Linked DNA regions of Mus musculus: region 1 is linked to region 2. A link is a loop called in an ENCODE intact Hi-C map of the cell type or tissue named here. Cell type or tissue: gastrocnemius. All regions are shown on one strand. Each heading gives the region's core, and the rest is flanking DNA. Links, peaks and the distances in the headings are about the cores only. Region 1 overlaps Ccdc81 (coiled-coil domain containing 81). Region 2 has its middle 40 kb from the start of Prss23.

Region 1 (8,544 bases), core at 226-8,225, 420 kb before region 2:
TAATGGAGTTGTGTGCGATGTTCTTTTTGTCTCCCTTTTTCCTTTCAGGGTGTTCAGATTTCAGGACTTGGAACTTTCACTTTCTCAAGGCAGCAGCTTGAGGTGGGAAACAAGAAGTTTGTTCTAGTGCAGAGGCCGGTGTTTATCATGGCAGAGAAGTTAGTGCAGACCCACGGACTCAAACAAAACAAAGTATTTTCTCCTGGTAAATCATTTTAACAGTTGAGATTTTCCCAGAAACTTATTGGCTTGCTGAGACAAATGGAAAGGGTAAAAATTGGTAGGTGCTGTATTAGTTTCCGGTTTGAGAGACTTGTGCTTCACTGTGTGTGTGTGTGTGTATGTATGTGTATGTATGTGTGTGTATGTGTATTGTGCCACAGGATGCATGTAGGGGTCAGACAATAACCTATGGGAATCATAGCTTTCTTGCCATGTAGGTCCTAGGGTTTGAATTCAGGTCCTCAGGGCTTGGTGGCACATGTTCTTATCCTATGAGTCATCCTACCAGCTGGGGGAGTCCATTTTTAGATACTAATAAGAGGCATGGGAAGAGAAAGTTCATTTAAAAGCTATGCAACAGGGTTCTACCAGCTTATACTCATGTTTCAGATTCTAAGAAATTAAAAGTGGGTAAAAAGAAGAGAAATCTAATTTAGGTTCTTTGGGTAATGAGAGGAAAAAAACCTTGTTTAGCTAGCTGTGAGGAAAAAATGTCTCTCTCATGTATATAGTTAAATTATTAAAAGTTAGAATTTAATAAAGCTGCACGTAATCCATATTAACGGATAGGTTTTTTATACCCTAAAACAGTCCTTCCATATTTCCTTTCTTCCTTTCCTTCAATTTCCTTTTTCTTCCACACATTTTTATTGAGGGCTCTCATGCTACAGTGGTAAATAAACCAAACTGAACCTTGCTGTATTTATAGACTTACATCCCATCTCAATGCATAGCTTTCACCAATCCTGCTGCACTGGTTGTCCACTGTGGAGGGCTCAGCTCCCAAGGTCTGTGCTCCTCCTTATGTTCCTCAGTTTTCAGTTGCACCCCATTCAGGTATGGCTAAAGAGAAATGGTCTATCCTAGGCAGCAGCAAGAGAAAAACTATACCTTTCCTCTAAGTTAACTTTCCAGAAAATCCATTTCTTCTAAAAAGGATAAAGTAAGTCAGGTGTTCAGGTACAGTGGTTCATCCTGTAATCCCAGCTCTTGTCAGCCTGAGGCAGGAGGATTGCCACAAATCCGAGGCCACTCTGAGCTGGACAAATAGAGTAAAGCTCTGTCTCAAAAAACCAAAGCTACCAAACAAGCAAACAAAAGATACGCTGGAAAAACAAATGCCAACAAACTGTGCTGAAAATTTACTCTGCATATATTCAGTATGGTGGGTTTGAAGAAAAGTCAGCCAGCCATTCACCTAAAATTTTATGTCTTATCAAAAACACTATGAAAGGAAATAGAGATAAAGTGGATTTCTTTTAAAGAATACATTTGCTTTAGAATTGAGTTTATTCTTCACTTTGGATCTTGTATCATAATCTTAAAAAGTAGTTTAGATCTACAACTAATTTTTTATAGGGTATAGAATTATCACTGTCTACATCTTAGATTTGGAGTTCAAATGACTCACTACTAACTAGCTAGATTATCAAACACTGTAGAGCAGTTTTCAGTAATCAGTAAGATGTGGCTCTTACTCTGAAACTCTTAGGATGACGGGGTGCAAAACAGCAGCCTTGGTCCAGGAACTCGATCAGATATGATGCATAGGGAAACATGCCTGTCTCCATTCAGGGAGGCTTTGTCAAATAGAGAAACTGTGGGACAATATCTCAGGAATTGTAAGGACACACCAAGACTTCCAAACAGAGTGAACTCCATTGGGAACAGTCTGGGCATGGCTGTTTACTATAGCAAACTGGGGGGGGGGGCATAATTATGACAACAATAATAGGTAAAGCTCACTCGTGTGATAAGGGTGTTAGGATTCATCCCATGGGAACTGCTGACAGGCTTGGGCAGTACATTTTGGTACCAATCCAGTTTTAGCTTTGGTAGAGCCTTTTGTGTTACTGCAAGTTGATGAAATAAGACAGAGGCAGAGGCAGAGGCAGAGTCAGCATGGAAGGAATAGGAAAGAGTTCAGGTGGGAGCTGATGGGACTAGGTGAGAATGGGGAAAGCTATGTAGTCACTCAGACTTCTTGCTTGGAGAACAGTGAGTGATCATCTTGATGGTAATATAACAAGCTCGTTTTGAAACTTGTTGGCATCCTGCCATTCTCGTAGGGATTGTTTAGGCAGAGGTGATCCCAGGCCTTAGAAGAGCCCCAGAGAACACAGCTCTTGGAGTGAGTTTACCTAGCAGAGGAAATAAAGAAGCAGACAAGGATGGAATCCTGTGGAAAAATCAGCCCTCCCAAATCAATAAATACACGAACATCAAAACTTTAGCCCAAGCCCCTCAGTCTAAGGAGTAAAGGAAGAGGGAAACCAGCAAGTAGACTAAGGAGGAAGTTGGAGAACCATGGCACAGGTATAAGAGAGAAGCGGTCATGATCAGCAGGTCCCTGATAGGTCGGAAAAGGAAAGATTGGCAAGTGTCCCACTGGCTCATCCACCATGAGAGAAAGGGTCTTTCCTGACATAAGTGGGCTGGAAGACTCTATGCAGAGATGCAATGGGCTACGGGAAAGCAGCAAGCAGACCTTCTGTTTTAAGAGATGTACATTAAAGAGAAGCAGAGAGAGATGTTAGAGGACCATTGCTCACTGGGAAGGAGACTGGGCTGATGTAGTGAAGGCCACATTTGATAGGACTGCTGCTAATTCTTAGCATTCAGCAGTAAGCGAGCACTTGAAAGAGTAATTCGTGTTAGGAGACTTCTTGGAGCATGCTCCTTGCACCTCTGCCAGTGGCCCTTATCTGTCACGGTCTTCTCCAGCCTCTTTGCTGTTGACTTTTCTCTGACCTTGTACAGCTCCTACACCAGTTCTAGTCAAACAGGTCCTCACTTCCTTTCACGGACGATGCAATCTTGTCACTTATGAGCTCCTTGGAAAGGAGAGCTTCCTGCATTTCGGCTCCTTTGATACCTTTGTGTAAGACTTAGTTTCATGAAAGATAACTTCCAGTGAGGATGGCTATCTTTTCAAATATTTACAATTTCAAAAATTTACACTGCTGCAGAGTGTTCTGAAAGACTAGGGAGCTGAAAACCTCAGAAAACTGAGACTAGAATAAAGGCAGTTCAGCACTGCTCTGTTCCCTAGAGAAAACAAAATCCTTGTTAGATGATTTAGATAATTATTTTTATTATGAGCAAAATATATTATACTTTTAGGTGAAATTGCGCATGTATCAATGACCATTATATTCATTTTCTGCAACAATATTACAAGTATAAGGGGAAAATTTGGATAATTCTGTTCTTTTAATATCGATCAGGTAATTATTTAAAAGTGTCTTTATTGTAATCTTTACTATGTATCTTAGTAAAATCACCTTTCTCCCACTCTTTTTCTTCTCTAGGTGATATTCCAGTTGTTCCACTTAATTTTGTCATGATATCCCTGGAGGGTCCATTTAACAGGGATACAATAGAAGGGTGTGTTAAGGAGACACTACTTTTTTTATCGAGATCCATTTCCGTCAAACAAAAAGTGGAGTTCACATTCAAAGGAATTGGGGTCCTTTCGATCAGAGACAGCAAAGTGAAGATGAGATTTTATAAGGACTTCCTCTGTTCGATGGATGGAAGTGGCATCTTGACTAAAGCCCTTGCGAATGTAAATTGTTTTCTTTTTCTAACTCTCCTGGTTTCATGTCTATTGCTGTGGCAAGGCAGCCTGACAAAAAGGGTTTAGATTAGCTCACAGTTCCAGGTTACAATTCAGCATAGCAGGCATGTAAGGTGGCAGGCAGGAACTTGAAACAGTTAATAGGACCACACTCAGAGTCTGCACTCTTGGGGAGTCTGGGAACCAAAACTCGGGGGTGGTGCTCCCCACTTTCATATCAACAGAACCAATTGAGATTGTATAATAAATTGTATAATTGAGTGGTTCTGACTGAACATGCTGCCATTAAGAAAGTCTATTTGGTAGTAACAGTAAAAAACAAAAAGAAAAAAAGTCTGGAACAGGTATGGCATCTCACGCCTTTAAACCTAGCACTTGTGAGGCAGGCAGATCTCTGAGTTCGAGGCCAGCCTGGTCTACATACTGAGTTCCAGGACAGCCAGAACACCCTGTCTCAAACCACGCTCTCTGCCTCCCAAAATACCATTAAAAAAAAAAAAAAAAAGGGAAAGCTTGTGTTGATGTATTTTAAGTGACAGTTTTCGTGTGTGGAAATGCATGCTATAAATGGTCAGTTCCTTGACACCCAAATTTTGAATCAGTGCTAGCCAAAGAATGGTAAAAGAAATAGAAACTCATAGATCCGGACATTTTATATTGCCTCATTTCTGACAAAGCTCTCCTGCATGAATCATTAATTTAATCTGAACATACTACAAAAGCAGCGTCGATTGTCACCCTATTTTTCATGCAGAATGTGGAGGTGCAGAGAGGTCCACTGTGAAGCCTAAGCGAGTCCGATAAAGCTAGCACAGGAATTCAAGCCTAGGGTCTCTCAGCACTCAGGTTTTGCAGCTTGTACTATTTCATCTTAAGAAAGTTTACCACAAAATATAATTTAAGGCATGCAAACATACTTTGAAGGTTTTTTCACTGTATTATTATTATTATTATTATTATTATTATTATTATTATTATTATTATTATTATGTGCTTTGTGCATGTGTGTTTAATTGCCATAGAGTCCAGAAGAGGGCGCCAGATCCCCTGAGAATGGAATTGAGAGCGTTGTGAGCGCCTGTAGTGGGGAATCCAACCAAGGTCCTCTGGAAGAATAGCTGGTGCTCTTACCTGCTGAGCCATCTCCTTAGATGCACAATGTTTAGCTTTTAGTTTACAGTGCCATAAAATAAATTTCACGGGTGTCACCATCACTGTTAACCATTAAGGAGCTGGCATGATGTCCGTGCTAAGTTAGAAGCACAGAATTTAAAGAGGCAAAGAAATAATCAGGAACACTTATCCAGTGATCAACGTGCCTTTTGTACACCTCTAGGCACTAATAAAAATGACAAGAATTAATTGAATCATCACAAAAATCCCATAGAGTGGAAGCTTGATTTAGGCTGGCCCAGCGGTCCATTTCTCCCCTCATGGTCCTGCGCAGTGGCGGTTGGAGAGGTGGGGCCCTGTATAAGGAGGCTCCTGGGAGTTTTCCACACAATGTTATTTTATGCAGGATTTCTAAGACGGATGCTGACCCAGTGTGTGGAAAAAGGAAGCTGTAAGAACACAAGGCAGACTCTGAATTTACAAGAAGGGCCCAAGCACCTGACTGGCTTCTTTCTAACTCTAGAGGACTCTGCTGAATTTTAAACACTATTTAAAAAGGAACTGATGTTTTATTTGGCACACTGAACTCCGAAGTGTAACATTTAAACTCTGTAAAAGAACCAGCCTTAAGACTATATTGTATGACAAAGAGTTTGGTCAATGAAGGTGTTCCGCTGTATCCCTCCCGTCAGGTTCAAGAGGCACCATGCACACAGTGTTCCGGAGCTGAGAAGTCAGGCTGCTGCTTGACAGTGTGGATGAGTCTCTCCCCGGAGCTCTGGCTTAATCAGAACTTAACATCTCCTGTACTCCGCAAACACCGGGAAACATGCCGCGGAGTGGTAGTTTCACCACCAGATGTCCTATAATTCAAACCTCAGTATGGACCCATAAAATAGTCCTCTGGGAATGGGAAACTTTATGTGCATATTTAGGTGATTAAAAAAAATCACCTCTTTTTGAATTTTCTTTAAAGTCCTTTGTAGGCTATAGCACACATTCAGAAATAATTGTACACATTGATCCACGGTAATAATGTGGTTATTATATAAAGTGATGACTACAATAACTTTTGGTTGTGTGCTCTCGAACACAGGTCCACGGAGTACCTCATTAAAATCCTGCAAGGCCGCTCTGAACGTAGAGCCTGAGGAGACAAAGCAGCAAGCAGCCATTTATTAACTGCCTATATTTAGGGTCCTGTGGGCCAACAGTGGAATCAGAGCTGTACTCTTCTGATAGTTTCTAGACATTTGCTCACTTTCCAAAGTGGTCTAAAAGAAGGGTCAACTCTTAGGGAAATTTTCAGAAAGTGTAGATGCCTTGGGAGAAGGCAGCATTTGTAGAACTGATTTTCAGCTTCCCAGGTGAACTTTGATGAGGGAGGTCACTCCTGCTGTACACTGAACACTGAATAAATACCACCCCACTGGTAGCATTGTCTTGGAGGCATCCTGCAGTGTTTTGGTGTGTCCAGGGTCACAGCTGAGGCATAACCTCTGTCTCTGCCCCCAGAGGCCTGGCACCATGGACTCGGTGCTGTCTAGCAGAGAGTCCTACAGAAAGCGTCCCAACAGTGCGATGGCCTTTCCAAGGTGAGTGTGTTGCTCTACGGGTTAATCCTGGCACCAGTTCTCCTTGCTTATTGGGCTGTATTTGTTTCCCAAACTAATTTCTGCTCTTCTCTCCCCTTTGCTGCCTCCATCTCTGCTTCTCTCACTCCCTTCCATCTCTCCCTTTACCATCTCTGTATAAGCACCAACCAGGAGTTTATTGCATATATTTTCTATGGTTAAGTTTTAGAAAGATGAACCCAAAAGATTCTGACCCTACTTGTCGTTCATCTTAGTTCTTGCAATATTAGTAAAACTATCACTTGGTAGGTTTCCTCTATTTTCTTCCACTTCCTCCACTGATGCCTTTTTTCTTTCAGCTCCCAGCAAACGTCCTGTCTAAGCACTGACTATTATGACCAAGCACACTGTATCCTCAAGAGGATGGTGGATATTCTTGGGGGCTGCTGATAGCAGTGATAATCGTAACAATAGCATTAGTAGCTGCTCTTTGGAGCAGATGTTAAACAGTTAGGAACTTTCTCAGTAGTATTACAGTCACTCTTCATTATAATTGTATAATGTACATTTTGCAATTTCCCCCATTTTATAGAGCTATAAATTAGTTTTTTTTTTTTTTATTTTAAGCAAACGAAATAAAATAGTGTTAGTAAGAAGACAGAAAGAAGAGCCCTGGAGGCTTACGCTTTGTTTCCTGTTTGGCTCTTACCCACACACTGTCACTGTGTGTTCTGACATTATTTATTCATTTATTTGTTTTGAGGTAGGGTTTTATTGTGTAGCCCTAACTGGCCTAGAACTCACTTTGTAGACCTGGCAGGCCTGGAACTCAGAGATATCCAACCACCTCTGCCTCCAGAGTACTGGGGTTAACGGCATGCACCACTGCTGCCCAGTGTGCTCTGACTTTCTTAACCTCTTAAAAATATTTATTTTCGTTATTTTTAATTGCATGTGTTTAATGCACATGAGTGTGGATGCGCTTGGAGGCCAGAGGTGTGTGTCAGGTTCTCCAAGGGTTGGAGTTACATATGGTTGGGAGCTGCCTGACGTGGGTGCTGGGAATTGAGCTTGGGTCCTCTGGAAGAGCAGTTTGAGATCTTAGCCACCAAGTCACCTCTCCAGCCCTGTGCTCCTAATCTCGATTGCCATGCCATTGACTGGCATTCAGGTCAGGTGAAGGAAACTTGGGTAGTAACAGCCACCTTCATAGAGTAATGTTTTTCTCAAATATTTTATGTATCTGATCTCCTATTGTGCTTAGGTTTGGAACCCCCCCCCCCGACCCCCCCCCCCCCCCCCCCGCAGAAAAGCTGGTTGACACGTACTCAGAAGAATCAGAGTGAACTCAGAGATCCGATAGTCAACCTTTGTATCTAGTAGCTGAAATGCCCACAGAGCTGGTGAATGTCCAGGCTAGAAAGAAATGGTTACTTTGCTCCTTAAAATTAAACCAATGAGCAGGGCGTGGTGGTGCATACCTTTAATCCCAGCACTTGGGGAGGCAGAGGCAGACGGATTTCTGAGTTCGAGGCCAGCCTGGTCTACAGAGTGAGTTCCAGGACAGCCAGGGCTACACAGAGAAACCCTGTCTCAAAAACCAAAACCAAACCAAACCAAACCAAAACCAAAACCAAAACCAAAACCAAAAACACCGCAATGGATTCAAAATCATTTTGATTTCATTGTTTGGGAAGATATATTTATCTGTCCTCTGTCTTTCATTGGTTAATTAGTCTGTTTATTTATACATGTGTGGACACGGGCATGCCACTGTGCAATGCATGCAGGCCAGAGGACAACTTACAGGAGTTGGTTCTTTTCACCCCCATGTGAGCTCCAGGGACTGAGCTTGTGCAGGTTCAGCAGGTTTGGGGGCTTTTACCTATTAAGCCACCTTATGTGAACCTTCTTTGGTAGTCTTTTGATTGAAGCTTTCATTCTAAGGGGTGGTGAAAGAACTCCATATGAGCATATTGAAACGGGTGTGAAGAGTCAAATACTCAAAACAAATGGTAGAGTTTATTTTTGTGAAGTTTGACCCTTGAATTTATT
Region 2 (8,544 bases), core at 438-8,437:
ATCGCTTTGACTTTTGGAAGCCTGTCAATGCTTTACATACTAAAACTGAAAGTCAATCTTAATGACCATTAAGAACAGAAAAATACTAAGACAGAATTCCAGCAAGCTGTATTAAAGTTCATACGGCCTCAGTGGGAGAGGGTGTGCTTAATCCTGTGGAAACTTGATGCCCCAGGAAAGAAGGATGCTGGTGGGGGTGAGGTGGGAGTGGGTGGGCAGGTGGGGGAGCACCCTCTCAGAGGTGGGGGATATGGGGTGAAGAACTCAGGGAGGAGGGACAAGGAAGGGGGGCAACTTTGGGAACGTAAATTAATTAATTAATTAAAATAATGTAATAATAATAATAAACAACCTTTCTCATACTGAAAAATGGAAAGCCAATCAAAATCATGTTTGATACAGAACTTTGGCCGTGTCATCCAGATTTAGGGGAAACATTGAGCTCTTCTGCATTTGTGTTTTCCTAGCAAGATTCAGACCTAGAATTATGTCTGTATTGAGAGACTAAGCAACCGTCCAAACACCTAACACGGTTGGGGTTTTCTCTGTACGAGAGGGAATATATAAACACAGCGTGGGAGGTCATAAAGAATTCCCTTGAGGTTTAATTGAAAATGAAGGTGTCAAGAGAGATTCTCTCCTCTCTTCTCTTCTCTTCTCTTCTCTTCTCTTCTCTTCTCTTCTCTTCTCTTCTCTTCTCTTCTCTTCTCTTTCCCCTCCCCTCCCCTCCCCTCCCCTCCCCTCCTCTTCTCTTCCCTTCTCTTCCACCTTCCACCCTCTCTTAAAGTATCAGTGTGTTTGTATATGCGCTATAAAGACACTGAGTCAGGGAAAACAAGAAACACAGAGAAAAATGTATAGTGTAGGGGATTTTTTTAAATTGGTGGATATGGTTGAAGAGTATATGAGAGTTATCTTGCTAGTACACATTTTCTGTACACTTGGAAAAAATCCATCTGAAAAATTAAGACTAATAAATGTCTGCCTCTTGCCTTTGGAGACGAACAGTGTGGTTGCGGATGATGCTCTGGAACTAACCACATGTGCTTCCTGCTGGACCCAGAAAGGTGACCATACCCTGCTTGTCTGTTGTCTTTCTGTTGCCTTCTCCACAAGGCTGACCTGAAATACAGCAAGTGCACCAAACCCCTGTCCAGGGCTCCTGGTGTGCAGCATGTGTTCTGTCCACTTCCATCTCACGCTCCTTTCTAATCCCCAGCACTCCTGTGGTAGGCTAAATAATGGCCATCATCAGAGCAGGTCCACATCCTCTCTCCCAGAACCTGCTGAACATTACCTTATATACCAGAAACCTGTAGTTATGATTAAGGCTTTGGAGGCAAAAGATTATTGTGGGCTATCTGGGTGTGCCTGGTTTGGTGGTTGGGCACTTATGGGAGGAAAGCAGGAGGTCAGAATGAGAAAGCAATGTGATGACTGAATCAGAGACTGGCATGATGTGCTTTGAGAATGAAGGAAGGGGCCATCAGCCAGGTGGCAACTTCAGCCAGATGAGATGTTGAAAAACGGCAAGGGAATCAGAGTCTCTTGAGGATTACCCACCAACACTGGATTGCAGGCCAGTAAAACTTTTATTTAATCTTAGAGTCAAGTACATGATATGAGTGCAGAATGGAAAATCAGCCAAGTTGGTCCAAGATCCTGGCTTTCTTGGGTATCCATTGTAACGAATGAACAAAGAGTCATGAGTGTCAAAGCATGAGTGTCAAGGCCATGATAGCAGGGTGAAACGCCAGGCACACTGAGAATGTTCTGTGAATTTCAGTTCCTATGGTATATCTGGAGATACTGCTAAAAATACGGTTTCGTTTGCTGCTCTTTAATTCTGCAGATGCCACATAACTTTTTTTAAATTGATATATCAAGAGCTCTTTAAAGACCTCAACCTTAAACATCCCACGCTCCCCATAGCATGCAGCAGGGTACAGAAGATGCACCGGTCCTCCTAAGTGCTTTCCAAAGACTTCCCTCACCAGCTACCTGCAGCAAACAACCGGAAGCTGAGGGCACCTAGATAACTCAGTACATCATAGACACTGCCTCAGAGAGTGGACCTCTGGGGAGCTCTGAATGCTTATGTGGGGAACACTTCTTACCACAGAACCCCAACCTTCAAAAATTAAAACCCACAAACATCGCAAATGCCGTAATACTAAAACAAGTATCTTTCTAGTCTCCACTGGCCAGTGACTACTAGACCTGTTTTCTCTAACACAAAATGACTTCCCACACTTCAAATTCTTTAACAACCTCCGGAGACATTTTCAAATGTTGACATCCTAAGGATTAGCTCAGAAAGAAGAAAAAGTCATGCACTTTATGCACAACAAAAATCCAAACTGAAGTCTGAATTATAGAGCAAAGTTCTTATAATTGCTTGATCCTGCCCTGTACAAGGTCTGCCCTATACAAAGAAGGTGGCTTCCTTGCAAATATTTGCATGGCTATTAAGCCTGAGGTCACCTGGAGCCCAGGGCCATGATGAAATTTTAAACTGCAGAGTCACACAGTAATAGCATTGTTTATGAAGGGGACTGACAGTCTCATACTAGAATGTGTATTCTGCATTTTCCATCTCGTTTCTTCCCGACAGTTCCATGAGCTTTGTGTTCTTTTCTTCATTTTAAAAACCAGATCTCCGAAGCGGAGATATAAGGAATCTGGCCCTGACTGTGGGACTGTAGCCTTCACACATAACACACACCCTATGACGGCGATTCATATAACATCATTTTTTTCCAGTCAATGATAGCTGATGTGGCCTCAGATGGGACTAGGCCACTGGATAAAGATGTGAAGTAGTGGAGCCAGTACTGGCTGAGATTTTTGACAGCTGCTGTAGACTCACTGCCTGAGGGGGGAGGGGAGGAGCAAGTATGCATTGGAAGGTGCTGAGAGCAAGGAACTGAAGGCAGAATTGGGTACAATCTGTTCTCTTCCTGCCCCAGCAACCCTGCTCTCCCCACCCCCACTCTCCCTACACCAGTCACCTCACCACCCTATTCCCTTCCCCACCCCCTTTCCCACCCAGTTCCCTCCCTCCATTCACCTCCAGTATCTATTTGATGCCATTTCTGAGTGAGATTCAAGCATCTTCCCTGTGAGACTGGGAGGAGAGCCGGGAGGGGACTTTGATCGGGATGTAAAGTGAGTAAATAAAGGGGGCATCATGCAGCTACATCTGAAAACGATGGCCAATCGTGTCACCAGTTTGGCCCAATAACACCAGTCTCTGCCTTGAACAATATTAGCTCTGTGGTACCATCTTCCCATGGCAACCTGAATGTACCCCTGAATATCTATCAGCCCTATTTTTCAAGCTAGATGAATTTCCTATAGCTATTATAACAAATGATCATAAATTTAGTGCTCCATACAACACAAATTTACCATCTTCTGGTGCTGGAGATCAGATGTTCCAAAATTGATCTGGTCAACTGGGGGTCTGACCTAGTCTAAGGAGCAGAAGGGTAAGGAGCCAACCATCTTTGGTAGCAGCAAAAGAGGCAGCAGTATTAGTCTGCCTACCATAAAAAGGAGAAGCTTTGTGGGAAGCTGTCCCTAGCACCTAGCACCTAGCACCTAGCACCTAGCACCTAGCACCTAGCACCTAGCACCTAGCACCTAGCACTGTGTTCTGTAAAAGCTTAGGTATATAGGCTTTGCAGCCAGGAAGACTTGAGATTCAGTTTCCAGCTCCGGCATTTACCACTGTCTTGGAGGTGATACTTAGCTACTTAGTTTCTCTGAGTTTGAGTGCCCTCTTGTGGCAAGAGTATAGTATGGCTATCTTTGTTCTGTGAGACAGTGCATCCAAGTACAATCAGAGGCAGTCCATGCAAAGTGCCTAGTAAATACCTAATATATCATCACTGTCATGCTCATGTTGTTTTAGCAAGTTTTATGAACTTAATGAAGGCCATGCTATGCCAAAAGGCTCTTAGGCAGAATGGCTCCCTGCTGGACCTTGGTGGATGTCAGATGAGCCTTCTCTCTAAGACAGCAGGTCAGGTGGTAGAGAGGCTGTTGACCAAGCTCAGCACAAGCTCAGACTCTCTCAGGTCAGCAGTTATCAGGCCTGTGCTCATCCCTTGTTGGCTGTCTCTACTCAGCCAGTTCCTGGCTCTGGTCCCACTGATTTCTCAATGACTGGTGCCTCCAGGTTAGGACCCTCCTCTTACTTACCTAATGCTGCCAAGGTGTTTGCACAATCAGTGGAAATGGCAAAGCCAGGATAAGAGGATAACTTGCTGAAAATTGATTTTCCATACACAGAACATCAGCTTACACATGGCCCTTTGAATTGAAGTTGCCAAATGTTTCTTACGGAAGTCTTACGGGATTAAATAATCACACCTGGGAAACCAGTCATCCATCACTTCTTACAGATGGCTGTGTCTGGGAGTCAGACTCGCTGTCTCTGGAGCAGGAGAGAGAGAGGCTTGCTTTCCTGGCTTTAAATATAATAGAGATGTTTTGAGAACACTGAGACCCAGCCTAGAATTTTTCAACTATTTCTCTTGCATCTACGAAAACAGGGTTTTAACTAGCATCTCAAAGTGGCACATTCTCTTCTAACGTCCAACTTGATGGTGCAGTACAACCACACAGAGTAATCCTGCCACCTTAGAGAAGCACATGGCCAGGAGATGCAAATGACATATTCACAGTGCTGAGTACAGAGTAAGGAGCTGTGGACAGACCGGCTGGATCAATGAGCTTTAGCTTCAAGTGACAGACCCTGTTCCAAAGAATAGGGTAGAAGAGGAAGTGAGGAAGACTTCTAACATCAACTTAGGTCGCTACATAAATGTTCACATATGTGCACCATAACATATGAACATGTAAACACTATACAAATAAAAAGAAAGAGGGAAAAGAACTGAGGTTCAAGAGTAGGGTCAGTGTATGCAGGGAAGACATATTTAAACAATGTCATCTTGCAATTAAATTAAAATTCTTAAATTCTTGTCATTATTAATGAGTTTTTTCCCACCAAGTTTGACTCAATAGCTCACTACCCTTTGATCTATCATTTTGCAAAGAAGGTTGTAGCTGGCATTCCCTCCCACGGAGACTTCTTGAAGTTAGCGCTTCCCCCACTATCCACTCAGAATTAGCTCATGTGCTAGGTGTTACACTGGATTCTGATTGTTCAGAAAAAAGAGACTCTGTACAGCAATGTGTGGCAGAGAACAGGTGGGCTATCTAATTTATGCTTGTAGCACAGCAGAGCATCTTCGTGTGCAAGCACAAGTTTCTGTGCCTTTGTTTACCTCGTTCTTATCATAAGAAATTCCTTCTCCACAATATCTTGGTGGTAAACTATCTCATTCTTTCAGACTTAGACAAGGTCTTTCCCAGAATGTTTCACAAATATTATGAGGGCAGCATGGATTTACACTTCAGTGGTAGAGCACTTCTCTACCCTGCGTTAGAATCTCAGTATAGCAAACAAGGGGGGAAAAACCCTATTCTTCCTCCATGTTCCTACAATATCCCACACCTGACTCCCACAGATCTGAAGTTTACTTGTTTCCTAAATTGGAACACAGCATTGTACATGCTGTGCTTGCTCATCATCACCATCTCTGTAGAGTGTGTTTGTACAGAATGGTGGGTATCAGCAAGCCTCAATCTTTCCCTTTCAGGGGTACAGCCATGCTTCTTATGAGGAATGAACAGCAAGCTAAGAAAGCACAGGACTGGCTTCTGCAGTGCAATTTCAGGCAAAGAAGCAGAAGCCCTTCCAACAAGACTGGGAGCTATGCTAAGTCAGCACCCACTTTATCTCAGGACACCCTAAAGCTCTAGGATATGTGATGAATGAAAACGACCCTACGACCAAAACTGGGGTAGAGGGAGGGTAGACAAAGATGACAGAGAGGATGACAGCAGATAGAGGATAACAGAGACACTTGAGACTGAAGGAAGCTGTGGGTAGGATGAGGGAAGCTACCAAGAGACACCCAGGACATCCGTGAGCACAAAGGACAATGGCTTCATATTCCCCAAGATCTAAGCAGAGCAGAAGACCAACTGGCAACTCCCTACAGTGTGGGATCTTCCTTAAACAAGAGGCAAAGGCTGCCCTTCCTGTCCCTCTGGGGTGCACGAGGGTGCTGTGCATCATGGTGACTGCACTGGTCTGGTTTTAGAAGCAGGGATATTTGGAATAGAGCCTTGTTCTATCACTTCTCATGTCTGATGCTTTGGATAAGATTTTAAATCGCTCTCAAATTTACCTAGAGCAAAACAAAACTGAAGGAACAAAACCTAGGCACCTCCACAATCATTACCTAGTCATTAATTCAGATCCAAATACCAAACCAAGCTCTGAGAGAAGATGAAGATGGCTCCTCCCCTTAAGCTGATTGAGATCTGGTGGGAAAGTCAGTGTTTGCATCAATGGTCAATCTGGGAAGTAAAAAGCAAATACTGGGAGATTCCTGGGCTCCAGCTCCTGCAGGTCAATGCATAGTGAGAAACACAGCAATGCTGCGATGCAGATTGTCTTCTACCTTTGAAAGGGACGGGAGAAGTCAGTCCTGCTGTATGATATATATGGAATTTAGGTTCTCTGAGCTTAAATCTGATTAGTTTAAGGTCGATTAGCTTCATTAAGCACAGCAGGTCTCAGGTCTAGAACAGACCCAAGACCTTTGACTCTGGACAAGCCCTTTTTCCTCTAACACTGGATGAAGGAAAAATGAGTCCAGCCTGCTAGTAGACATCTACTATTCTCTAGTTCTTGTTTTTTAATTGGTTATTTTATTTATTTACATTTCAAATATTATCTCCTTTCCTGGTTTCCTCTCCCCAAACCTTCTATCTCATCCCCCATCACCCCTGCTTCAATGAGGATGCCCCACCCACGCACTCCTGCCTCACTGTCCTAGTATTCCCCTACACTGGGGCATCTAGCCTTCACAGGACCCAGGGGCTACCCTCCCACTGATGCTAGATAAGGCAATCCTTTGGTACACATGCAGCTAGAGCCGTGGGTCCCTCCTCACCTACCCTTTGGTTGGTGGTTTAGTCCCTGGGAGCTCTGGGGAGTCAGTCTGGTTGGTTGATATTGTTCTTCCTATGGGGTTGCAAACCCCTTCAGCTTCTTTGGTCCTTCCCCTAACTCCTCCACTGGGGTCCCCCTGTTTAGTCCAAAGGTTGGCTGCAAGCATCTGCAACTGTATTGGTCAGGCTCTGGCAGTGCCTCTCAGGACACAGCTATATCAGGCTCCTGTCATCGAGCACTTCTTGGCATCACCAATAGTGTCTGGGTTTGGTGTCTGCATATGATCCCATGTGGGACAGTCTCTGGATGGCTTTTCCTTCGGTCTCTGCTCCATTCTTTGTCCCTGTATTTTTAGACAGGAGCAATTCTGGATTAATATTTTTTAGATGGGTGGGTGGCCCCTTTCCTCATCCAGGGACCATGCCTAACCTCTGGATATGTTCTCTACAGGTTCTCTCTCCCAGCTAATGCCATTCCTGCTGGGTTCTGGGAGCCTGTTGCTTTTCTGGAATCTGGAACTTTCTGATGGCTATCCTCAGTTCCCCATTCCCCACTGCTACACACCTCTTTTCAATTTCCTGACCCTCTGTAAATGTACCCCCCTCTCTTCCCACACCTGATTCTGCCCCCATTTCCCTCCCCCTTCTCTCCTTCCCAAGTCCCTCCCTTCCTCTACCTCCAGTGATTATTTTGTTCCCCCTTCTAAGTAGGCGATCTCTATTTCTATCTGTCTTTGTCCATCTTTCCCTTCCTCTTTTCCTCTTTTCGATTCACTGCCAGCAAGTTATCGTGGGATTAAAAATACATAAAGTACAAGACTCAAATAATTATTTTCTTACTGTTTTCAGGGTTGATGGAAGGGTTCAACATCTCTTTCTGACCAGCAGAGGGTGGCCTTGGACAGAGTCAGCATCCCAACCCCTCCAACTCAGCAGCTGCACTTTTAAACAAGAGGAATTAAAAGATACCACAACTAAAGGGCCTTTCCCCAATCATCCACCAGAATTGGCACTACCTACCTTGCTTCTTGGAGGGCTGTTTATAATGTAGCCACTCTTCAGTTGTGAGTAATGGATGAGAGCTGATGTTTCACGTGTTGATGGTTCCCTATTCATCTGTTTGATAGTTTCCTTTATCTTACCTTGGAGTCCTTCCTCCTCTCTTCTCCAGCAGTCAATCTCCTCTTATGTCTATTCAGTAGAATGTTCCTTTCAGACATTTGCAAGTCCACTTGCTTTTTATCTTTCTAGTTCTTATGCTTAACTCCCCATCTCTTCAATTGGAATGTCCATTTTCCCCCCTTTAAACTGGTAAAGATATTTATATTCATTTTTAACTCCTTGCCTTTACTCCAGCTGATATATCTTTCTTGAGATGATTTCTATCGACAAATTTGCTTCCTGACTGGGTTTTTCCAGGTTGAATAATTTTTATAATATGCCAGACATATGATTTTTTTTTCCTTTGAAAAGTGTGGGCTTTTGTTTTGGTTAGAGAGATTAGTTACT

The links. Peaks named below come from ENCODE experiments on the same cell type or tissue, not always from the same donor. Only the 100,000 strongest peaks of a DNase experiment are listed, where the experiment ranks them.
Region 1: it touches region 2 in a loop (4-fold over the local background); 11 of 42 quality-filtered maps call a loop at or near these places.

The regions. Positions count from the first base shown.
Region 1 is chr7:89,888,358-89,896,901 of GRCm38, reverse strand. It overlaps Ccdc81 (coiled-coil domain containing 81), which reads left to right. Exons shown (of 15, transcript NM_001162979.1): 3 at 49-205; 4 at 3,534-3,790; 5 at 6,431-6,510. Among named protein-coding and RNA genes, the nearest start is that of Ccdc81, 11 kb to the left of the region's middle. In gastrocnemius, for the core only: a CTCF peak has its summit at 4,833 (motif pointing right); a DNase peak (open chromatin) is centred at 4,838.
Region 2 is chr7:89,473,039-89,481,582 of GRCm38, reverse strand. No RefSeq gene overlaps it. Among named protein-coding and RNA genes, the nearest start is that of Prss23, 40 kb to the left of the region's middle. In gastrocnemius, for the core only: CTCF peaks have their summits at 3,788 (motif pointing left) and 7,909 (motif pointing right); DNase peaks (open chromatin) are centred at 3,788, 4,108 and 7,936.